Linked DNA regions of Homo sapiens: region 2 is linked to region 1. Evidence: chromatin loops called from intact Hi-C (ENCODE). Cell type or tissue: OCI-LY7. All regions are shown on one strand. Links, peaks and the distances in the headings refer to the core of each region. The heading gives the core; the rest is flanking DNA.

What was found. Peaks named below come from ENCODE experiments on the same cell type or tissue, not always from the same donor. Only the 100,000 strongest peaks of a DNase experiment are listed, where the experiment ranks them.
Region 2: it touches region 1 in a loop (2.0-fold over the local background); 2 of 110 quality-filtered maps call a loop at or near these places.

The regions. Positions count from the first base shown.
Region 1 is chr7:102,937,680-102,950,238 of GRCh38, forward strand. All of the region lies in intron 9 of FBXL13 (F-box and leucine rich repeat protein 13), which reads right to left. It overlaps LRRC17 (leucine rich repeat containing 17), which reads left to right. Exons shown (of 4, transcript NM_001031692.3): 3 at 1,751-1,906; 4 at 6,531-7,432. The coding sequence ends at 6,928. Among named protein-coding and RNA genes, the nearest start is that of NFE4, 29 kb to the right of the region's middle. RefSeq lists enhancers at 2,547-3,047, 6,110-6,675. In OCI-LY7, for the core only: no CTCF peak of the experiment used is centred there; no DNase peak of the experiment used is centred there.
Region 2 is chr7:103,043,361-103,055,919 of GRCh38, forward strand. FBXL13 (F-box and leucine rich repeat protein 13) reads right to left here. Exons shown (of 21, transcript NM_001394494.2): 2 at 12,284-12,387; 3 at 11,728-11,818. Among named protein-coding and RNA genes, the nearest start is that of FBXL13, 25 kb to the right of the region's middle. In OCI-LY7, for the core only: no CTCF peak of the experiment used is centred there; a DNase peak (open chromatin) is centred at 5,681.

The DNA.
Region 1 (12,559 bases), core at 2,994-10,993:
CTTTGGTAGTGCCTGCCACAGAGCCATGTGCTTTAGATTGATGATGATAACTGGACTACTCTTCTTTATTCTTTCAAAGCAGTAATTTAAGCAACCATTGAAAGTGAAAATACACAGAAGTTAAAAATCATGGCTAGAATTGAAGTGTGACAACCTGAGGATCGGTACAAGTATACCACATATACATGGTCACACATAGAGAACTTGCATACAGATTCCCCAACTCGGAGTTGAGACTTGCCCAGCTGACTTGCAATGAGTCAGATGGTGTGTATAGGGGACCTAATATGTGCCCATTCAACCACACAGACCTCAATGATCACTATGTATTTTTGCCTTAAATATCTAATGGCAAGAAAAAGAAATAATAGCTTTATTCACTGAGAAACAGGTACTTTGCCAAGAAATCCTAGTGTTTCAAAGGGAATAAATGTGAGACTAATTGAAAGGCATATTTATGCCATATTGAGGTAAACGGATTTGTCAAGAATACATGAAAGTCAGAGTTTTTAAACTGCTTTAGCTTCACATTGACCAGAATAGTTTACCATTTTTAAGGAGTTATTTTACTTCTAACATCAGATGGGGGAGAATTACGCAGGTAAATTACCCTTAGCTGCCTCCAAAGTTAAGGTCACAATTTTACTACAGCTTGAACAATAGTTAAGAATTTTGTATATGCAATAAACAGGGCCATTTATGTCTCTTTTCTTACTGCTACAAGCTTTCAGAGTAGTTCTGAGGTTGCTGACAACCAATATAGCCTGCTAAATGGGGAAATTACCTGGAGAAATTTCCTAATTTCCTCCTCAAAATCAACAAGATTTGGCTGGAGAAGGAGCAAGCTTGTAAGGGGTAATAATCAAGTAAATATGGTATTTGTTGAGGCATTTACCAAGAATTTGGGGTAGCAGTATATATGAAATGTGCATACCACATAGTACCTGGACTAGAAATAGGGGCATTGATCAAATTCTCCTTCTGGTCTGGGGAAATGTATATTTATATACTCTTTATCAAAAGCAAACACTTTGCATCAATATTTGCAATATTTGCAATTCTCATTGAAGTTCTAAGGTAAAAGAACTAAAGAATTTTTCTATTTATCAACACAGCAAATGAGATTTTCCTGTGTTTTTCTAAGCCACACTAGGAAAGCCTTTGTTTTGCATTTCCTGGTATTACTTGTGGATGCTATTTTTACCCAGGACTGCTGCTGACAATCCCAAAATGGATTCTGCAGTTTATATTCTTTTTCCAGCACCCACAGATCTGCCACATTGCCTAGGCCTAGTGTCAGGGTGTTCTCATAAACATTTTTTTCGACCCATTTATTTGTGGTTAACCCACTTTAGCTTGCCCTAAAATGGTTGCTCTGTCATCCACCTTCATGTCCAGCCCAGCAGATGTGGGTTCAATAAGCAAGTCCTGATAAACAGGCTGCTTTCTAGAACCTAGGAGGTTCTGACTTTGGTGACAAGGATGACCTACAGGTCTTAATGGCTTTATAGGGCCTTAGTGAGGACTCTGGCTTTCATCACAATTAGATGGGAAGTCACTGTAGGCTTTGCTGGGCTTTGATGGAATTTAGCGTATGCTAAGGCTTGTTTCATACTAACTTTCTTTGGCTTTAGATATCCCTTTACCCCTTCTCTTTAAGAGCTGATTCTTCAATCACACAGATATAACGGTGACCGAGGAAATGGGGGCAAAAAGAGCATAATAACGTAAATATTATTAAATTTTCCAGAGTTGAAAAAAGTGCCAAACAACATCCCTCCAGATATTGTTAAACTTGACTTGTCATACAATAAAATCAACCAACTTCGACCCAAGGAATTTGAAGATGTTCATGAGCTGAAGAAATTAAACCTCAGCAGCAATGGCATTGAATTCATCGATCCTGGTAAGTTCCCCTGTATAGCCCCTTCAATGGGTGGCAAGTGTTCTGTGATTTTTTTCTATGGCAACACTTATATACAGTAAATTCAGTTTAAAAGTAACTGAACTAAATAATAAAGTACAAGTTTTAATTAAACATGACACTTATACTAGGAGTTGTTTGCCACTCAGATAAATACTTGCCAAAATGCTGCTTTATGAAGTATGTAATACCACATATTACTACCATTTAATTCAGTTAGCCCAAATAGTGTGTTATAGATTTTTAAAGTAATATATGGCAAATGGTCAATAGTATACTAAAATGTAGTGGTTTTTTTTTTGTTTTTTGAGATGGAGTCTCACTCTTGTTGCCCAGACTGGATTGCAATGGTGTGATCTCGGCTCACTGCAACCTCTGCCTCTTGGGTTCAAGCAATTCTCCTGCCTCAGCCTCCCAAGCAGCTGGGATTATGGGCATGTGCCACCAGGCCTGGCTAATTTTGTATTTTTAGTAGAGATGGGGTTTCATCATGTTGGTCAGGCTGGTCTCAAACTCCTGACCTCAGGTGATCCGCCCACCTTGGCCTCCCAAAGTGCTGGGATTACAGGCATGAGCCACCGCGCCTGGCCAAATGTAGTGACTTTTTTTGTTTGTTTTTTTTTTTGAGATGGAGTCTAGCTCTGTTGCCAGGCTGGAGTGCAATGGTGCAATCTCGGCTCACTGCAAGCTCCGCCTCCCAGGTTCACGCCATTCTCCTGCCTCAGCCTCCCAAGTAGCTGGAACTACAGGCACCCGCCACCACGCCCGGCTAATTTTTCTGTATTTTTAGCAGAGACAGGGTTTCACCGTGTTAGCCAGGATGGTCTCTATCTCCTGACCTCATGATCCGCCCACCTCAGCCTCCCAAAGTGCTGGGATTACAGGCGTGAGCCACCATGCCTGGCCTAAATGTAGTGATTTTTAAAGGGAAATTCAAATTTGGAATTTTTTTTGCTATTCATTAAGCCCCATCTTGTTTAGAATAAATTAGAAACAAACTGCTAAGCACTAAGCTCAAATTAGGATAAAATGTGCTCAAACCAGAGCCAGACATATTATATCTAGTTCTAGATCAAGACCAATTCTCTTTCCCATCCTTCAAATCTCTTCTCCATTTGCTAAGCAAAGCCTCTGGCGAAAATGAGCTTGGTAAATTAAGTAAACACATCGGATTTGGAAAGAACTGAGAATTACTGCAATATTGACCAGATTTATAACATATATAACACAAGTGCTTTCACTAGGCTACTTCAATTTGAAAAGTTTTAACTATGAAAATGATTATTAAAATTATTAATAATGTAATGTAATGTTATAAACATTTTGAGTACAACTGTTTCCCCTGCTTTTCTTCATGATAATCTAATACCATTAATAGAACATTAGAATTTTAACACAATAAAAGTGAAAAATTAGAATGAACATTCTGGAGCCACAAGGGCATATTTTAGAGTTAACCTTTTTTTAAAAATTAGAAAAGCATAATTTTTTAAAATTTCCCAAGGGACAGCAGTATGCTACACTTATACCTTAGCTTGTTACAGATGATGCTAACTTGGGAGTATGTTTGAACTGTGAAGTCAAAAGCAATTTTCATTTTTCAATAAATAAGGATACTACAGACACCCTTCTCCCAAATGAAGTTAGCATTACATTAGTGTGCAAGTCAGTCACTGGTAGCCAGTGTCATGTCCACAAAGCCAGGGTACAGGGTAAAGAATCTGGAAGTGGAGACCCTTTCTTGCAAGAAAAACTCACTTCGACCCCCTATGATTCCATCTCCAACCTGACCAATCAGCACTCCCCACTTCCCAAGCCCCTACCTAGCAAATTATCTTTAAAAACTCTGATGCCTGAATGCTCAGGGAGACTGATTTGAGTAATAATAAAACTCTGGTCTCCCGCACAGCCAGCTCTGCATGAATTACTCTTTCTCCATTGCAATTCCCCTGTCTTGATAAATAGACTCTGTCTAGGCAGCGGGCAAGGTGAACCCATTGGATGGCTACAAACTAAAGAATCTCAGGACAAGCAAAAGCCATTCCAAAGGTCCTTGGGCAAGTGTCTAATTTCCTTCTGCTGTCATCCACAAGCAAAACTGTAGTTTACCAACTATCAATGCAAACAAGTTTTAAAGCTGTCTCAAAAAAAAAAAAAGATTATAATAGTTATTATATGTCCTAAGTTAAATGTATTAAAGTAATGAGTAACAGTGTGGCAATGTTTTAGTTACAACAAAACTAGTATACAAAGAAAACTTGAGAAAAATGAGAAGACAATGCAAAGAGATAGATAATAGTGTAAAATGGACTTGCCTTGCTTCTACTGATGTTTTTCACATGTTTCCCGTAACTGATACTTTTCATCAGTTGTGGAATTCCCATAATTGCAGGGATTCCTTTTCTGTCCTTAGGATCCCCTGAAGGCCTTTTAATCTTGTTCACCAAATGTGTGTTCCTTGCTGACACAAAATGGTCTCTACCATCAGTGGTGGTACTCTTTTTTCCCCCTTTGTTCAATTCAATCTCAGGAACGTATTTCCTACATTAATAAATATTTACTGAGCACCTACCAAATGCCAAGCACTTTCCTAGAACAAAAGTTCTTTTGAAACAAAAAAGTATCTTGGCAGTTAAGGCAAAATGACCTAAAGAAGTTTTAAAATGAAAGGTCTCCTATATTTCAGGGTCTTTGAGATGAAACCCTGCAAGTAGACTTACGTGAATGATTTTTGCTGTGGTAAGTATACAAATGCAGTGGGAGTTGCCAGACTTTAAAAGACGTGAATAACAATCATATAAAATGCCAGACATTGTTGTGGAAAAGAGAAAGAAGATACCCTACTAGGGGGTTTTTACCTCCTTTAAGAAACAGACTAAAACTAGTTTTCTCAAGTGCCTGAATATATATGGTTTAAATAACAATATACAACACTTTCAAAATAAAATCTAGGAATGTTTACATATGCTTTTAATCTCAAAGTCTAATGTCTTGAGAAAAGTAAATCTGTGAGATCACTGACTCACAGAATTTTAGCAAATAGAAAAAATCCAGTATCTTCAGAACACAAGGGCTGATCTTTTGTCCCCTACCCGCAAGACATTGCTTGGTACCAAAATAGAAAGTTATTTTTTTAAGGGGGAATTATGGGTTTTTTCTGAGAACAGATAATATGAAAATAGTTAATAGTATTGGTATGACCACATATTTTCCTAATTCAAAATAAGGACGCTATGCTCTACAAGAGTATTTTAAAACAATAATGAGATAATGTTTGAAATAGAAACAAAATATTTGTGAGTATTTCTGGAGTATCTGGCTGGTCCATATCAACTGGAATACAGATAACCCAGGTGTAGATTTCTTTGCTCTTAGAGGGTGAAAAAAGCTTTTTGTTGTTTTATTTTCAGTTATATTGGTTTTAATTATCCAGCCTCCAGCAAAATTAAATACATATGGATTCAAAGCTGATAGCTACCATAGTTTGCCAAAATACAACCAGATGTTTTCAAAATGTGGAAAAATTGTTTTTGGACTCTACAGGAATAGAACCCTTCCCCCAACACTGGGAAAAGGTTGTTTTCTAGGCATTTTCAGTGTTACTGATATCCCAGGAACTGTCAGATCACCACCCGGCACATTTTTCATTTTTATCTGCACTTGTCTTACATGCGAAATATTTTCTTAATTCATGTCTCTTTTTTGTAGCATCTTTTTTTCCCAAGTAAATACCAAAAAAAAAAAAAGCCCAAAATACATTTTTTAAAGCTAACTTAAAACTGAATATTGTATTCTAGTAAAACTAATCAAGGGAAAAGCTTTGAGTAACAATATATTTCACAATTTTGCATTTAGACACATTTACAGTGAAGAAATATAATTAAAAACAAAACCTTCTATCAATCCAGAAATTCTCTCCACAAAGGTAGTAACGAAAGAAACACTTTCATTATTGACTAAGCATTAAACCAGAATGTGACGCATATCACAGGCAATCCACTAAGAGACTGCAAAGACTCTCGCCACTATGTAACCAGGCAGATACCACCCATTACAGGAATCTCATCCCTGTGTAGCCAAGCAGATACCACCCATTACATATACGTTTTCAGGACAAGCAATAACGAATCCTTAAGGAAGAAGATTTGACAACACCTTTTGTCACACATAATTCATCCTAACTTTACCTGGTAAATGGAGTGACCATCTGTGTTAGCTTATTGGCCTTATTCAGAGAAAAATAAATTTCTGTCTTCATGACAGGAGGTAGTTTTGCAACTGGAAGCAAGATCTCACCAAAGTTAGGACCCCACCTTCCCACCAGAGCTGGGAGATGTCCTTGGAAAATACATTCTTGCATCATAAAGGTGACAAAAAGCCTATCTAGTCTTCAAAAGGATTTAAAGACATTTCAAAGAGAGGAGAAAGTACTTATAGTTAAAAGTTTTCTAAAGTAAAAGCTCTGAGAAAAAGAAAGGAAAAGAAATCTCTTTATTTTCAAAGGGGAAAATTAAGCCTCTTTTTAAAATTTGTATTTGTCCTTTCCATATGCCATACACTGTATTAACTCAATTACTCAGGCTCAATAAATATTTTCTGTTTCCAGCCGCTTTTTTAGGGCTCACACATTTAGAAGAATTAGATTTATCAAACAACAGTCTGCAAAACTTTGACTATGGCGTATTAGAAGACTTGTATTTTTTGAAACTCTTGTGGCTCAGAGATAACCCTTGGAGATGTGACTACAACATTCACTACCTCTACTACTGGTTAAAGCACCACTACAATGTCCATTTTAATGGCCTGGAATGCAAAACGCCTGAAGAATACAAAGGATGGTCTGTGGGAAAATATATTAGAAGTTACTATGAAGAATGCCCCAAAGACAAGTTACCAGCATATCCTGAGTCATTTGACCAAGACACAGAAGATGATGAATGGGAAAAAAAACATAGAGATCACACCGCAAAGAAGCAAAGCGTAATAATTACTATAGTAGGATAAGGTAGAAATTGTTCTGATTGTAATTAGTTTTGTATTTTCTATACTGGTGTTAGAAAACATATGTTTACATTTGATTAACTGTGTTGCCTATTTATGCAGGGTAATCCAGCTAAAGGAAGCTTTCTTTAATTATAAGTATTATTGTGACTATTATAGTAATCAAGAGAATGCTATCATCCTGCTTGCCTGTCCATTTGTGGAACAGCATCTGGTGATATGCAATTCCACACTGGTAACCTGCAGCAGTTGGGTCCTAATGATGGCATTAGACTTTCATAATGTCCTGTATAAATGTTTTTACTGCTTTTAGAAAATAAAGAAAAAAAACTTGGTTCATGTTTACATGCCTTTCGATAGCTGTTTGTGCATACTTAAAGATGATCAAAATGATTTTATACAAATGCTGTTATAATAAAATGTCATTCCCTACCCCTCTACTTTTTTTCAGTAAGTCATCTTATACATTAAATAAATTTCCATTTCTGATTTCTGTGCATTCCAAAATGAGGTCCTGATACATCCAAATTCTCAACCACTCTTCACTGATCCTTGCAAAGTACTGTCAAGCTAGACCTGAAAGGGAATTGTCACAAACAATAAGAAGAGAATGTGAGAATTACATTGGAAGCTGGTTAGAAGCTAGGACCCTGAATAACAGCTGTAGATGGTGTGAAGCATGAGCCCTGAAGAGGTATAAACACTCGTGAATATGGAGACACCATTTTTGTTTGTTTGTTTTTGTTTTTGTTTTGAGCAGGGTTCATACTGGGAATCCACCTGTCCGTGAGAAAGGGCCCTTCCTGCTAAGCTAGTATGTCGAGGAGCATAAAATAAAGAATGAAATTAGGATTTGGGGGCAGTATTTGGGATGAAGCCAGAATAAAATATAGGAAATAATACGAGGCCACTGAGGGAGGAGGTGGTGCCCAAAAGAAGCCCCGTGATTTGGGTTTGCAGGTTAAAATGAGCTCACCTAGAGAACTAGATCACCAGCAAAAGAGGAAATCAGTGGAGGATTTTAGACCCTGATCCCATCAGTTTGCATTTAGATAGTCATATTCTGCAAAGAGAAAAATAAAGTGAAAAGAAATATTCGCATGTCCTTAGTGAGATACTACTTTTTCCTTTTAATATACATTTTCCTTTCATGCTGAGTTGAATACATTTTCATTTCTTGTATCAAGGTATTCCTACAAAGTTTAGCAAATAACCACCTTATCTGATACTTGCACAAACTCCCAAAGCATGGAAGATGGTATATAACAAATAGTATTAGGCATTTTTTTTTTCTGAGATAAGAGTCTTGCTCTGTTGCCCAGGCTGGAGTGCAGTGCTCCAATCTCAGCTCGCTGCAACCTACGCCTTCCGGGTTCAAGCGATTCTCCTGTCTCAACCTCCCGAGTAGCTGGTATTACAGGTGCTCACCACCATGCCTGGCTAATTTTTGTATTTTTAGTAGAGACGAGGTTTCACCATGTTGGTCAGGCTGGTCTTGAACTCCTGACTTCAAGTGATCCACCCACCTCACCCTCCCAAAGTGCTGGGATTACAGGCGTGAGCCACACTCAGCCATGCACTTTTAAAGCACATGCTACATGCCAGACACCATGCTAAGAGCTTCACATATGCTACTTCTAATTCTCACAAAATCCCTCTGAGGTAGGTGATACTGTCTGCCTTTTATAGGTGAGGAATCAAGGTAGAGGGTTTAGGTAACTTGGACAAAGTCACACAGCTGGCAAGTGGCAGGGCCAGGATTCAGATCTGCCTAAGCCCTTTCTGCTATGCAGAGCTGCACAGCATTGTAAAAGTTATCCTTGTCCATGGCTGTCTGGCACCAGAACTTCCAGAACCAAACCCCAAAGAGGAGCAGGTACCAGGAAAGTGGGGGAGCACTCGTGAGGGCAGTTGGCAGGAGAAAGTCTTTTGTCCGAGACATTTAGATCTGTATTTATTTACAGGAAACAGAGAATGGGAAGCCAGAAGAACTGCCAGAGCTAACGCTTCAGTAAATAACTCTGGATTGTGAGTTTCTATTTTTATTTTATTTATTTATTTATTTATTTATTTATTTATTTATTTATTTTGAGACAGTCTCGCTCTGTCATACAGTCTGGAGTGCAGTGTTGCAATCTCGGCTCACTGTAGCCTTCGCCTCCTGGGTTCAAGCGATTCTCCTGCCTCAGCCTCCCGAGTAGCTGGGATTACAGGCGCCCACCACCACACCCAGCTAATTTTTGTATTTTTAGTAGAGACGGGGGTTTTGCCATGTTGGTCAGGCTGGTCTCGAACTCTTGACCTCGGGTGATCTGCTCGCCTCAGCCTCCCAAAGTGCTGAGATTACAGGCATGAGCCACTGAGCCTGGACTGGATTGTGAGGTTCTAACCACTCTGCCCAGTGGTCTGGGTCAGAGGTGGGGACTTAGAGACGTTACTTCTCCATGCAAATCCCTACATTGTTCACTATGAGGCATGAAAGCCAGCTACTACATTTCAAATGTTACCAGAGAGATGTAAGAAGTTCATTTATTTACAAATTCATTTATTATTGTTCATGAGCCTCAGAGTGGAATTTTAAGGACATAGGACCTGAAAGAGCCAAGATTTGATGATGGAAAAAGCCTGGTGTGACAACAGAATCACACTGGAGGCAAGAGGATTCTGGAATGAAATGAGATGAAACCTGATTCAGAGAAAGAGCCCAAGTTGTTCTCAGTATAATTTTTAGAGGCTAGTTAGGGATTTTATTGGTTGATTTTCATATTCAATTTAATCCCCAGGGATGTATTTGGAAATAAAGCTCCTGAACACATCAAAACAGAAATTAATCCAGGCCATCCAAAAGTAAGTCAGTAGGTATTGCTAACATCTCTCAGGGTCAAGACTGAAGTGGACTTTCAAATCTTAAGATTTGCCCCTTTTCTACATCAGAGTTAAACTTTTTCAGGGAAGTGTAGTTGATTCATGATGGAATGAACAATTAGACACTTCCTCTTCCACCAATTTCTTACTTTATAGTTACTCTTGTAACTTGCCTTTGGATGTCTCTTTTTTACGACAGACAATACAAGTTCATAAGGTTACAAAAATCAGTATATTTTACAGTAGTAAAAAATACTACTATCCTGAGATATACCTATTTGAACGTATATATCACTTGGATATTTGGATAAAATAAGTTAAAAAAAAAAACCCTTTCCTAGTCGTAAGATTCTCTGATTTTTCTGAAGTAAACAAGATTTACTATAAACGGAGTCCTCCTGAGTCCTGAGTTGGCTGTGACCTAATGCCTAGTTACTTGAGAAAGATATTTAATGTTAAGCAGCACTGCTTTTTCATTCATTCACCATTCCATCCTCTGGAGCCTATGCCCTGGATCAATTCATGTCTGTTTCTGAGAAATCTGAGTCTCCTGCTCTGGCAAATTGGCAAATCAAAGGGATTCAGTAATGAGGATCTTTTTTTTTTTTTTTTGAGTTGGAGTCTCCCTCTGTCACCCAGGCAGGAGTGCAATGGCACCATCTTGGCTCACCACAACCTCTGCCTCCTGGGTTCAAGTGATTCTCCTGCCTCAGCCTCCCGGGTAGCTGGGATTACAGGCGCCCGCCACCATGCCTGGCTAAATTTTATATTTTTAGTAGAGACAGAGTTTCACCATGTTGGCCAAGCTGGTCTCAAACTCCTGACTTCAAATGATCCGCCCACCTCAGCTTCCCAATGTGCTGGGATTACAGGACCACTGCGCCCGGCCAGTAATGAGGATCTACTTGTCTGAATTCTGTTAAGTCTGTGCCCTCATCTGCCTTTTAAGGATTTATTTATTTTCTTTTTTTTGACACAGAGTCTCGCTCTGTCGCCCAGGGTGGAGTGCAGTGGCATGATCTCGGCTCACTGCAACTTCCACCTTCCGGGTTCAAGCAATTCTCCTGCCTCAGCTTCCTGAGTAGCTAGGACTACAGGTGCCCGCCACCACACCCAGCTAATGTTTTGTATTTTTAGTAGAGATGGGGTTTCACCATGTTAGCCAGGATGATCTCGATCTCCTGACCTGTGATCTGCCTGCCTTGGCCTCCCAAAGTGCTGGGATTACAGGTGTGAGCCACCACGCCCAGCCTTTTTTTTTTGACACAGTCTCGCTCTGTCACCCAAGCTGAAGTGCAGTGGCATGATCTTGGCACACTGTAACCTCCATCTCATGGGTTCAAGCAATTCTCGTGCCTCAGCCACCCAAGTAGCTGGAATCACAGTTGCACATCACCATACCTGGCTAATTTTTGTATTTTTAGTAAAGACAAGGTTTCGCCATGTTGGCCAGGCTGGGCTCAAACTCCTGGCCTCAAGTGATCCGCGTGCCTTGGCCTCTCAAAGTACTGGGATTACAGGCATGAGCCACTGTGCCCAGCCTTAAATATTTTAAGATAACATTCTACAGTTAATTTTCTAAAATTTTACTGGTATAAGGATTACAACTGTTGTGTTCAATCAGCCAAACAGCCCAAAAGAGTAGCCAATATTTATCTTCAATCTAACAGTCAGAAAACCAATCTTCCCAGAAATGTGTGTAATTCTTGACACACCAATAGAGGAACTGATCTTAGCTGGGGTAGGGGTTGGTAGTGGGGCAGGAGAGACAATGGAAAAGCTAAAACATCTCTGAGAATTTTTTTTTAACTTTTATTTTAATTTCAAGGGTACATGTATAGGTTTGTTATATAGGTAAACTTGTGTCACAGGGGTTTGTTGTACAGATAATTTAGTCACCCAGGTATTAAGCCTAGTACATGTTAGTTATTTTTGCTGATCCTCTCCATCCTCCCACCCTCCACCCTCTGGTAAGCCCTAGTGTCCATCATTCCTCTCTATGTGTCCATGTGTTAAGAATGGTTTTTATCTTTGACACACTCAAGTTTTCTGGAATTAAAATGGGTTTGATTAAATAATTTTCAGTAAATTAAAAATATTACCAAGATAAGACAGACATTACATTTGCTTCCTTAAAAAAAATCAAGGTCTACTCAGGCTTGAATGCTCAGTTGTTTCTGTGATGAAGACAATTGTACTAAGAAGTACACTTCCAGAAAAATACTGCGTGAAATATATTTTAGTTACAAAATATTAAAAATTTAAAGAAAGAAAATGTTTACAGGCTATCTTGACCTCAGATACATATACAAACATATACATCCTATGTATAGTGGTTAAAACCTCACAATCCAGGCTGGGCATGGTGGCTCACACCTGTAATCCCAACACTTCAGGAGGCTGAGGCAGGCAGATCACTTGACGTCGGGAGTTCAAGACCAGCCTGGCCAACATGGCGAAATCCCGTCTCTACTAAAAGTCCAAAAATTAGCCAGGCATGGTGGTGCACACCTGTAATCCCACCTACTCAGGAGACTGAGGCATGAGAATTGTTTGAACTGGGGAGATGTGGTTGCAGTGAGCCAAGATTGTACCACTATATTCCAGTCTGGGCGAACCAGCAAGACTCTGTCTCAAAAAAAAACAAAAACAAAAACAGAAACACAACAATAAGAAAACAACCTGGTTAAAAATGGGCCAAAGACCTTAACAGACACCTCACCAGAAAGATAGAAGCATATGAGAAGATGTTCCATAACAAATGTCATC
Region 2 (12,559 bases), core at 1,553-9,552, 100 kb after region 1:
ACACTGTTGGCGGGAGTGTAAATTAGTTCAACTGTTGTGGAAGACAGTGTGGTGATTCCTCAAGGATCTAGAACTAGAAATACATACCATTTGACCCAGCAATCCCATTACTGGGTATATACCCAAAGGATTATAAGTCATGCTACTATAAAGACACATGCACACGTATGTTTATTATGGCACCTCCGTCGCCGAGGCCGGAGTCTAATGGCATGATCTCAGCTCACTGCAACCTCAGCCTTCAGGGTCTGGGCAATTCTCCTGCCTCAGCCTCCCAAGTAGCTGGGATTACAGGTGTGTGCTACCATGCCCAACTAATTTTTTTGCATTTTTAGTAAAGACAGGGTTTCACCATGTTGGCCAGGCTGGTCTTGAACTCCTGACCTCAGGTGATCCACCTGCCTTGGCCTCCCAAAGTGCTGGGATTACAGGTGTGAGCCACTGCACCCAACCTGAATATACACATCTTAAAAGCAAAAAGAATTGCATAATCTTCTTAAACTGCATTCAGTAGTCTTTTTGTTAGTGGTTCTATGGTAATGTTATTCGGAAATCATTATATGCACATTGTAGGATACAATTAATACAGAATGATATTAAGATCTCTAGGAGTCAAGATTCATTAAAAGTGGGTCAACCAGATCATGTGTGCCTCCAGATGTGATGCACTAGGAAAAACACAACACCTCTATGCAATATTATTGTCCACACAAAATGTTGGTAGGGGGGAACCTGAATGAAATCAAGCATCTAGATTTAACTACCAGCTTGCATGAAATACGGGAAACAGAGTAAGTAAAATGACACTAGAGGAAGCATTGAGAACCTGGGACATTTTACAAGACAAATTACCCGTTTCCTTCAATAAATAAGTCGCATGCAGAAAAAATAAGACAAGGAGAATTCTTGTCCATTACAAGAGATGTTAGATAAATAACAACCAAGTGCAATATGTAGACTCTGTATGAATTCTGATTTGAACACAGCCACATGTAAAAAGACATTTTTGAGACAATCTGGGAAACTAAAATATAGAATATGAATCTGAATATAATCAGGACTAGATGACATTCAGGAATTATTGTTATTTATTCATAAGACAGTGGCACTGTGTTTCTATTCTCTAAAAATATAATCTCCTATTAGAGATGCACACTACAGTATAATATAATTTCTGGGATTTGCTTTCTAATACTCCAGCAAAAATGGAGGAAGAGAGAATAAATTAACAAGATTGGCAAAATGCTGATTATTGTTCAAGTTAGATGATGAGTGATCATTATGGTATTCCTTCTACTTCTGTGTTATATTAAAATGTTTCCATAATAAAAAGATTTTTTAAATTTTATATATGCTTTCTCTTGTAGTTAGAAGGCCCATCTGGAGATTTCATTTCCTAAGAAATGAGAACCAAGTCTGTGAAGTTCATTTCCTCCTTACAATGGTTGATTCTTTCATCTTGGAATGCTTGAAACAATGAAATTGTCTTTCCTTCTACTATTATGAGAGCAGTTCCTACTTTTTCTTTACTATTTGGCTTACTCACAGTTTCCTGTATTCACTCGTCTTTAAGTAGAGACATATTTATCCTTTATAAATAGGCAATGATAAAAGAAAAACTTCAGCCGAATTAAATGTAAAGGAATTTAATTGAGCAATGAATAATTTGTGAATTGGGCAGCCCCCAGAATCACAGCAGATTCAGAGAGACTCCAGTGCAGCCACATGGTGGAAGAAGATTAATAGACACAAAAAGGGAAATGATGTGCAGAAATTGGAAGTGAGGTACACAACAGCTGGACTGGTTACAGATTGGTGTTTGCCTTATTTGAACACAGTTTGAACACTCAGCAGTGTATGAATGGTTGAAGTATGGCTGCTGGGATTGGCCAAGACTCAGCTATTGATACACGTGCATACTCCTAGTTAGGTTTTCAATCTTGTCTATCTATTAAGCTAGGTTGCAGTTCGTCCACAAAGACTCAAATATAGAAACAGGGAATCCTTCTCAGGCCACATTTAGTTCACTTTAACAACTTCCCCCTTTTGGTCATTTTCTCAATTTTGAGAGATTGACCAAAACTTTAATTATCAATGTCACTATCACCATTGTAAAAGTACTTATTTGGTCTTGAAACATACTGGGAAACAGTAGAACATTGAGTTTTGCAAAGGTAAAAACAAGTATGAGTAGAGGGACCCTTTATGGGTACCTCTTTATGCTGGAATGTCCTATTTACAGGAGAAAAACAAAACCTGGTCTGTTCTAGGATCTATGTGTTTCCGTAAAGTCTTAGTTTGATTATGTCACATTTAGCATAAGTGACCCCATTTTAGTTTGGTTTGGCCTGTTGGGGCCTAGTGAATGAGCTTAGTCCAAAACAGTGGCCTCCCACAACTTTGTTTAAAAAAGATTCCCCCCTTTTTGGTCAGGTTCTCACTTAGGTGAAAGTGTGACCAAAACTTAGGGCCTTAGTGCCACTCTCAGTTACCATCATTTTGGGTTTCCAGTCTCACCACGTCATTCATAGGTTATAGTAATCTCATGGTCGCACATTTCTTTCAGCTCGTCTTTCCATTTGAAGAGAGACCATTTGACATTCTAGAGGTGGCTGCATGCAAGATTTAAAACCTTCGAGAGAATACAGTGCACCAGGGAGACTATTATTATGACTCTCAGGAGGATAATACCAAGAGTTTAGAGTATGCTCCTTACCCAGGGTACCCATAAACCGAACCACCTAAAATTAAATAGATTAAAGAATGAGCTGGATAAAGAGTCTACTTGCTTTAAGTGGTCTTTTCATTAATCATCTACAACTGAATTTTTATAATCTACGTTTGATGTATTTCTCCATAGGCCACAAGTGTCAGAAGCTGCACAGGTACTTTTCTGTTTAGCCAATTATATTATTTAGCATAACTTTCACAAGAGAATTTAAAGTCTGTTGTGTAACAATAGGCTTTACATTAGAATCTGCTATACAGCCTATCATGAGGGATACATTTCTAATTATTGCCTCTTTTATTCTAAACCATGGAAAAAGGACCTAACAAATGATGTCCTTCTAGAAGAGTGAAGGCCTCCTGGCAATGTTCTATTTAACCCATGATGTGGGCTAAGAGGAGTTTTGACTGATTATGAGGCGACATATATACCATTAAAGTTTCTCACCTATGTTGGGCCTTCATCTTTTATCCATCAAAGTATAAAGTTATTCATGTATAAGGCTGGTGCAAAATCCTTCACGAATAAAAGTATACCCTATAAGTGCACATAATAGACCCCCTCATCATTTCTATTGGCTACAGAGGCATAAATAAGGAAAAAATATTCAAAGATAAGAGTCTCACAATAGTAGATGTCTTGATCTGTGATCTCGGGAAAAGCTGTTTACATCAAGGATGCCATCTTATTCTGGGGAGAAACTTTCCTGGTTAGTTTTACCTTAAGGGTTCCAATGGGTGTACAGTTCCAATAGTGTGGAGGGACCCTTCTCAGTTGTGAGATTATGAACTTAAAGTTCAAGGTTCCAAAGTTTTGTTGCAGTGTGGATGGCAAGCACAGTCTTTCTCTGATGTTCTCAAAAGATCCAGTCTTTAGGTTCTAGACTGTGAAGCAGTTGATTATCCTCGGTGAACCATAAAAACTTTCTTTACCTGGTGAAAATATACTGTGGCGTAATAATTACTGTAGCATAAAACATGCATTAAAAATGACAGTTGAATGAACTCCCTTTATAAATGTTTAAATGACCCATCGGATAGCCAAACGTACCTGATAGCCAAGCGTACATGAAGGTTTGATTGTCTTCCCAGGAATATGGAACCAAACATTGGTTTTAAACTATTTTTGAAATGTATAAGTCATTATATCAATATATTCAATTTGGATGATTTTATCTTTTCCATGATGAGTCATGGAATGCAGAGCCTTTAATAACAAAAGCTTTAAGGGCTCAGGAAGGACAAGATAGCCTTCCTGGTCTTCCATGAGTCTATGCTTAATATTGGACTTATGTCCTGTTGAATACCAGTTGTTTCTCCAATTTAAATTCATAGCACTGATAACTAATGGTTATCACAGGTAATGAGACTTAGACTATGGAATTCAAATTGTATATCTAATCAATTTCACTATCGGCTGGTTTAACATGAAAATCTTGGCAAAGTATTTTCTTGGTATTTAATTAATTTTTTGTTTTACTTGGGTTAGCAGTTCTATACAAGGAAGTTTGGTTATTTCTGTGATATACAATAACTTAACATAATAACTATAATTATGGTTGACAGTATATACTCAGACATATTAGAATTTTATAAGTCCTATACATTTTTTTTTGTTTGTTTTTGAGATGGAGTCTTGCTCTGTCACCCAGGCTGGAGTGCAGAGGCACGATCTTGCCTCACTGCAACCTCCGCCTCCTGGGTTCAAGTGATTCTTCCACCTCAGCCTCCCAAGTAGCTGGGCTTACAGGCACCCGCCACCATGCCTATCTAACTTTTTGTACCTTTAGTAGGGACGGGGTTTCACCATGTTAGCCGGGCTGGTCTCAAACTCCTAGCCTCAGGTGATCTGCCTTCCTCGGTCTCCCAAAGTGTTGGGATTACAGGCATGAGCCACTGTGCCTGGCCCCATACAATTTTAGAACATACATTAATATCATTCACTAAAATATAACCTGAAGATTAAACATTATTTTTATTTTGACAATGCTTCCCATGTAACTTAACATGTTAAATAATTCTGTTTACCTCTCTTTTGGATGCTTCAGGGGCCCTCTGTAGCGTTCCAAAGTTAGAGGTCAGAAAAGACCATTTTAAAGCTGAAATTTAATTTTGGGAAGCCTATTAAATATAAAGATATATATATAAAGTTTTAAAACACTTGATATTATGAACTAGAATTCCAGGTCACTGTAAGTCACTCACTTAGCCAAAATGATGACTCAAAAAATTTTTTAAAGGCAAAAACCTTTACTCATTGATAGAGGGAAGACTCAGCTTTCCAAACAATCTGTCTTTTGTCTTTCCTTTCTTTTTTTTTTTTTTGATAGTGTATTTAAAAGGCAAACAAAACAAAAATCTTTCATTACCTTTTAATATTACATGAAAATCTTGTTCAAGAGAGAAAGCCAAATTTCACCCTTGCATTAGTGGACTATTAATGTCAACCCCAATTTTTAATAAAACCTCACAGACAAATCTATCTAATCTTAATCAGTTTGACCATAAGGTGAGATTTTCATAAACCTTTTATAACCCTTTACCAATTTTTATTAAAGAGCAGATTAGTGCTTTAAGAAAACCCTATTATGCTTTTATTTCAATGTTCAATTTACAGAAAAACTGAACAATACACTTTTAAATTTAGTCAATATTTTCACACACAGAATTTCTTTTACAAATTTTTACAAACCTTCCACAACTTGTTCAAACCTTTAGCTTTATTCTATTTAATTTAAAACAATCCTTTAACCCATTAAACTAGGTAAAAATTTACATTCCCATGCATTCTTATAATCTCTTACCAAAAACATGTTTCATTCTCCTCACACACCTTGCGTGTAAACCTAGTTTTTCAGTAGTCTCAATCACATGTTATAATGGTAATTCTTAGCAACTTTCACTTTTGGTGCATAAATTTTCTTTTATGAATCCTTTCACGACTTACACAGACCATCTACAACATGCTTGGTCTTTCTGACTTGTCCTAAACATCCCTCTTTTTAAACAACCAGTCATTTTACTTTAGGACAAGAATTTACTCTACAAGATCCTTTCTTATATAAAATCTCTTTTCTTTATAACCTTCTTTTCATAGCTAGGTGGCATGGCTAATTCCACATATCCCCAGGACTTATTTAGAATGTAATGTCTCCAAAATAAATTCAACAATTTTCAAAGGTCAAAGCAGTTTATGGCCTTAAACATATTAAGCAAACCTAATATCTGACCTGCATAATTTAGACTAAATGTCTTTATTTTATCAATAATCTTTAAAGCTGTTTATATTTCCCAAAGATGACTTAAGTTACATGAACTAAAAAGCATTACAGTTTTTCTTTCAAAATATTTAAGCACTTATTTTTGTTTAAACCAATGAATTAGAGTTCTTTTATACAAACATTACACACACAACACATATATAACTACACAGACAAACCAAAGAAGATTACTACAGTAGTTGTAAGATTTTCCATTCACCAGTTTTTAAGTTTCTTAATTAGATTACTGGCTTTGGGGTGGAGTCCTCGCAAGAACAGGGCCAAGAAAGGATCTCTGGTGCCTCCTGTTTTTCCCAAGGAGTCCCAGGCTGTGAGAGCTTGAATATCCACTTTTAATTAAGCTGACTTTTAACCATAGCACTCTTTAATAAAGTCCTTTTAAAATTTCTTATTACCCGACTTTAGCCAGGCCAAAGAGCTGATATTTCTGGCTTTTAAACTTTACCCAAGGTAACCTCACAGGTGCTCTGAGAAAGGAAAATTCAAGACAGTTGGTGGAGGGGAAGAGAATCAAAAAATGGCAAAGGTCACCCAAATATCAATCAGAAAGGCTCATCCCCTAAGCTAGGGATTGAACTCTGAACCCAGGCCACCATTGTGAAAAGAGAAAGCATAGCCACGTGGCTACAAGGTCAAGCGCCTAAGCACATAACTGACCAGTTTGCTGGGTCGTCTTGAACAACAGGCTTATGAGGTTTTGGGCACACATTTTATCCTAAGGTACCCCTCTTTATGACAGAACAATACAGAAAGACACACAAAGCACATCAGATTCACTACAGCTTAAGAGAAGCCTCAGAATTTTTTTTGTATCAATCAAAACTTTACACGGGAGATAAGAGTAATTTTTGCCATTCATTTAACCATTTTGCACAAAGAAAAAGAGGAAAAAAGCCAGAAATATGACTGGTAAGAAATTCTTACCCTTTTACTAGCATGCCAGGCTTCTGGGCTTTCTTTCCCTTTCCCTGAGCAGCCCTAGCGTCCCAGCTTGCCACACCATCGCCCTGGGGGCCAAGCTGCATCATAAAGGAAAATTAACTTTTTTCGTTTTGGCCAGAACAAAACACATATGATAAAACATAGACATTAGCCACTCTGCTTAGCACCCAATATCAAACTGGTAAGGCTTAAATTTGCCTTCAGATGGCCCCTGTCATCTTTAATCCAACCTCCAACTAGGAGTTTCAACACATGGTCTCTGGGCAAGATGGTTGCCCTGAGTAACAGAAAAGATAGGAAAGGAAAGGTAGAGAAAGAAAAGTATTGCCTGTGGCAAGGTGGGGAAGGTGAAGAGCTCAGGGAGGCCAGAGCAAGACCCACTCATTGCAATGACACTGAAAAATTCAGGCGGCCACTTGTCAGTAGTGAAGGCATCTTTTCCAGCAATCCCATCAGCTCTCAAGTTTCCCCTTTTGGGGAGGAAAAAGCTTCCCATGTCCCATGGTCCTGTACATGCCTAATACTGTCACCTATAGCCGTCAGCAAAAAGTACAAGACAGATTAATCAAAAGAGAATAGCAGTTAACATCCCATAGCGCCAAACCTGTTCTTAACTGAAAGAGACTTTACTGAGAACCCTCATTTTTAAACACACTTCATTGCTTTGTTGCTCATTTGGAACATTCCACTGTAAGTTACCTTTAGTAAGATTTTGTCATTTCTCTAAGACTATGCTGCCTCCCAGGCCTAATGTATAAGCTGGAAGGAACTTAGTTTTCCAGAAATTAAGGATCTCATTTTTACCTAAAATATTGGCTTGATTCTCAGGGTCTCTTGATTAACTGAGCCAATGATTTTTCCTACCTAAGCATGCAAGAAAAATGAAACAAAGGGGTAGAACATAAAAATTCCTGTGAATTTTCAAAAGCCAACTTTTATAACCCCTGCAATATTACTGCTTACTATCAGTTCCTTTCTGAACCAGTCAGGTGTAAGAGACCTCTAACTGGATCCAAGCCAATTAATTCCCAGATCAAATCCATTCCTGGACCCAGCTGAGTTTCTGTCGTGACTTCCAAACCCTGTTTGGATCAGAAATTTGCTCAAAGAAACTCGGAGAGCTCAAAACACAAATCCATGGAGCTCTGAAATCCGAGAGAGAGCTTACCCACGATCCCCAGCTGCTCTGAGAGATCAGTGAACACAAGTGGGTCCTGCAGGTACCTTGTTTGTTCAGTTCACTCAACGCTCCTGGGGTCGCTAGAAGCTCTACCTCAGATCCCATTTCTGACACCATCTGATAAAAGAAAAACTTTAGCCGAATTAAATTTAAAGGAGTTTAATTGAACGATGAACAATTTGCAAGTCAGGTAGCCCCCAGAATCACAGCAGATTCACAGAGACTCCAGCGCAGCCACCTGGTGGAAGATTTATAAACAAAAAAGGGGAAATGATGTACAGAAATTGGAATTAGGTATAGAACAGCTGGATTGGTTACAGATTGATGTTTTCCTTGGTTGAACACAGTTTGAACACTCAGTAGTGTATGAATGGTTAAAGTACGGCTGCTGGGATTGGCCAAGTCTCAGCTATTGTTACAGGCACATACTCCTAGTTAGGTTTTCAATCTTGTCTACCTATTAAGCTAGGTTGCAGTTCTTCCACAAGAACTCAAATACAGAAGTACAGAGTCCTTCTCAGGACATATTTAGATCACTTTAACAGCACATATTGGCAGTCCTCACTGTGCAGAACTGTGTAGTGTAAGACTGAAAAACCCTGCAATTAGGCAATCCACAATTAATGGGAAAAATTATAGTTATTCATAACCTTTGAAGTTTTTTGTTGAAACATTAAAAATCATTTTACTGCCAGTTATAACGGTATGGAAAACCACATAGGAAAGGCATATGAAAAAAAGTAAAACCAATATTCATTTAGTATACTATACATTTTTTTTAAGAGATGAGGTCTCACTATGTTGCCCAGGTTGGTTTCAAACTCCTGGCCTCAAGCAATTCTCCTACCTCAGCCTCCTAAGTAGATGGGAGTACAAGTGCATGCCACTGTGCCTGGCTTTAGTGTATATACTTTAAAATATCAAAAATATTGAGGACTAAAGTGTTTTGCTTCTTTGTAAAAAAAAAAATTTCATTTTTCTCTGACGGTGGAGGAGAAATTAATGTGGATCCAACCTAGGTTGAGCCCTCTAACAAGCAACCCTAGGACACTTGGAGATTCACATTTTCATGTCTAACCTTAACAAATATTTTCGTCATTGCTTTTGCAAAGTCATATCTCATTTTTATTATTTCCAACTTATTATATGAAGTGGACACCTTTTCTATGCCTTGGCAAACTGTCATAACTCTAAGTTTGGATCAGCTTCTAATATTTTAACTTTTGCATTTTCAACATCATGAAACATCTCTGACAATTCCTTTTCTTTTTTTTTTTTTTTTTGAGATGGAGTTTCATTCTGGTCGCCCAGGCTGGAGTGCAGTGGCACGATCTCGGCTCACTGCAACCTCCGCCTCCCAGGTTCAAGTGATTCTCCTGGCTCACCCTCCCAAGTAGCTGGGATTACAGGCACCCGCCACCACGCCCAGCTAATTTTTGCATTTTTGGTAGAGACAGGATTTCACCATGTTGGCCAGGCTGGTCTCAAGCTCCTGACCTCAGGTGATCCACCCGCCTCAGCCTCCCAAAGTGCTGGGATTACAGGCGTGAGCCACTGCGCCCAGCCGACAATTCCTTTTCTAATAAAACTTTAGGTTTGAAGTAGCTATGATGTCTCTTGAAATTCTCTACAGGTTTTTTGTTTGTTTTTGTTTTGTTTTGTTTTGTTTTGTTTTTTGAGACGAAGTCTTGCTCTTGTGTCGCCCAGGCTGAAGCACAGTGGCGCAATCTTGGCACATTGCAACCTCCACCTCCTTGATTCAAGTGATTCTCCTGCCTCAGCCTCCTGAGTAGCTGGGATTACAGGCACCCGCCACCATGCCCAACTAATTTTTGTACTTTTAGTAGAGACAGGGTTTCACCATGTTGGCCAGGCTGCTCTCGAACTTCTGACCTCAGGTGATCCACCTGCCTCGGCCTCCCAAAGTGCTGGAATTACAGGCATGAGCCACCGCACCCAGCCAGAATTCTCTGCAGTTTTTAAGTGATTCCCTACGGGCTTCTAGCTGGACACTGGACACAGCCTGATTTTATATAAGGTCTTTGTCGTAATATTGACAATAGGGTTTACCACGCTAAATCAGTGGTTTTCAAAAACTTTAGCATATTTTAGCAATAGTTGTCAAGCTTTTCTCAAGCAAAATCATACTGAAACCAAAACTATTCTGGAGTATAGGAGTAGGCATACACAACCCAGAATCCTGTCCCCTAGGCCTCTCCCTCAGCTCCTGAGGTTGTCCCCAAACAGCTCCAAAAACACAGTAATTTGCAGATATCTGCACTCCATAGGTCAAAAGTCTGTGGTTAATAAAGTACTATAAAAACACCTACACACCATGATGCAGATCAAGTAGGATGGGATACATGGGTTCTGCCCAGTGTACTGGCACCTCAGAATCATCTCATCCCTCTAATTCTGTTTCTCTGTTGCAGACCACTGATTAGGATCCAGTGTTACTCTCCACCCATCCTTCTAAACAGATGCCTCAAATTGTTTTTGCCTCTCAGCCCCCACCTTGAACATGGCTTTGATTCCACTTTTCAACATCCAACTTCAGTAGCAACTCCAAGTCCTGCCTGGACCTACCAGACAACAGCCCTGTAATCAAGAGATATCATGCACGGGCCAAGCACAGTGGCTCACACCTGTAATCTGAGGCTGAGGCAGGTGGATTGCCTGAGGTCAGGAGTTCGAGACCAGCCTGGCCAACATGGTGAAACCCCGTTTTTACTAAAACACAAAAAATTATATTTTAGTGGCGTGGCAGCATGCATCTGTAATCCCAGCTACTTGGGAGGCTGAGACAGGAGAATCACTTGAACCCGGGAGGTGGAGGTTGCAGTGAGCCAAGATCGCGCCATTGCACTCCAGCCTGGGCAGCAGAGCAAGACTCCGTCTGGAAAAAAAAAAAAAAAAAAGAGAGAGAGTTATCACACATGGTTCCACACATATCTAATTTGTGTTAGTATTTCTCTCTTCATGTGCCTTTTGCTCTGTTAGCCTCTCTTAAACATTTATCTTTGTTCTAAAGTCTTCATGTCCTAAATTACTTCCTTGCCCTCTTTACAGGATCAAAACTAGCTGCTGGTACCAGTTTTCAGTAACAATGAGATCTGTCTTTTAAGTTGGATGTCAATAATATTTTGGTCATGTCATTACGAGCATGATTCCCTGTAACCTAATCTGAGAAGGCAGACAGCAGAGAGAATGGGCGGTGGAATGGAACACAGAAGGAAGCAGATTAGAAAGGAAAGAAAACATCCTCTTGTAAAGCTTTCCATAATTCTATTTTCATCTTTATAAAGATGCACGAGAGGAGAAGGAGGAGAAAGAGGAAAGGGGGAAAACTTAATGGAAAGATTTTATAAGAGAAGGAACAAATGCCTTTGTAAATACTTTCTGGAAATTTGGGAAGGTTACTATGAATGTGGCTTTGCATGCGTCTGTGTATGTGTGTGGCTATTCCTTCACTTTTCTCGGTGCCCCCAACAACAAAAACAGTCTGACCTCACACCTCCCATAAATATAAAATCTACTTGGAAAATTCCATCGAAGTTTAAAATATATATTTGCGTATTCTTGATTACTAATAATTACCAGCTGATCATCCAATTCAAAAAGTTGTTCCAGGTAAGTTTCAGACAATCTTCGAATGTTTGGTTTCATTGATGGAGTAATGCACATATCCCTTTAATAACATCATAAAATACAGTCAAAATTAATTTCATTAATTAGTTAGTTCCGTAATTAAATCAGTGATTCTTGTAGGTGGAATGAAAGGGAGGAGAAGGAAAACACATTTCCCCTTAGGAGAAGCAGATCAGAATCACCTGGAGGACTTTTTCAAACTACTCTCGCAAGATTTTGCTGTGTCCCCCAAAGGAGGATATGCCTCCCTTTCCTCTTTCCCAACTTGAAATAAACCGGCCCTATGAACACGTTACTGATAAGAATACACCGTATTTCTCAGGTTGAGATCTAGTGGGCAAATTATTCAGGTTTGCGTCTTTGAAACTGAAAAGCCTGTGGAGGGATTCCTTAACAATCTTGAGATTGGAAGCATTCATTGGCAAGACCTTATTTTGTTACTATGCAATAAAAGTTTTCCTTCAAAATAAAATATTTCCCTATCAAAAATCAAAACAATACTTACCAAAGAAGATTCTGAAGACCACTTTTGATTATAACCATGATCATTCCCTCTAAATACCTCAGCGGATCCTCAGGACATGTAACAAGTATACCACATAACAGTGCCTAGGGGAAAAAAGGGAAATGGCATCAATGTTTCTGAATTTTCACGTTTTTACTAAGCAGCACGTAACTTTTTATTGTTCAATTTGTTTTGGGTTTTTTTGGTTTTTAATTATTTATTTCCATAGGTTTTTGGGGAACAGGTGGTGTTTGGTTACATGAGTAAGTTCTTTAG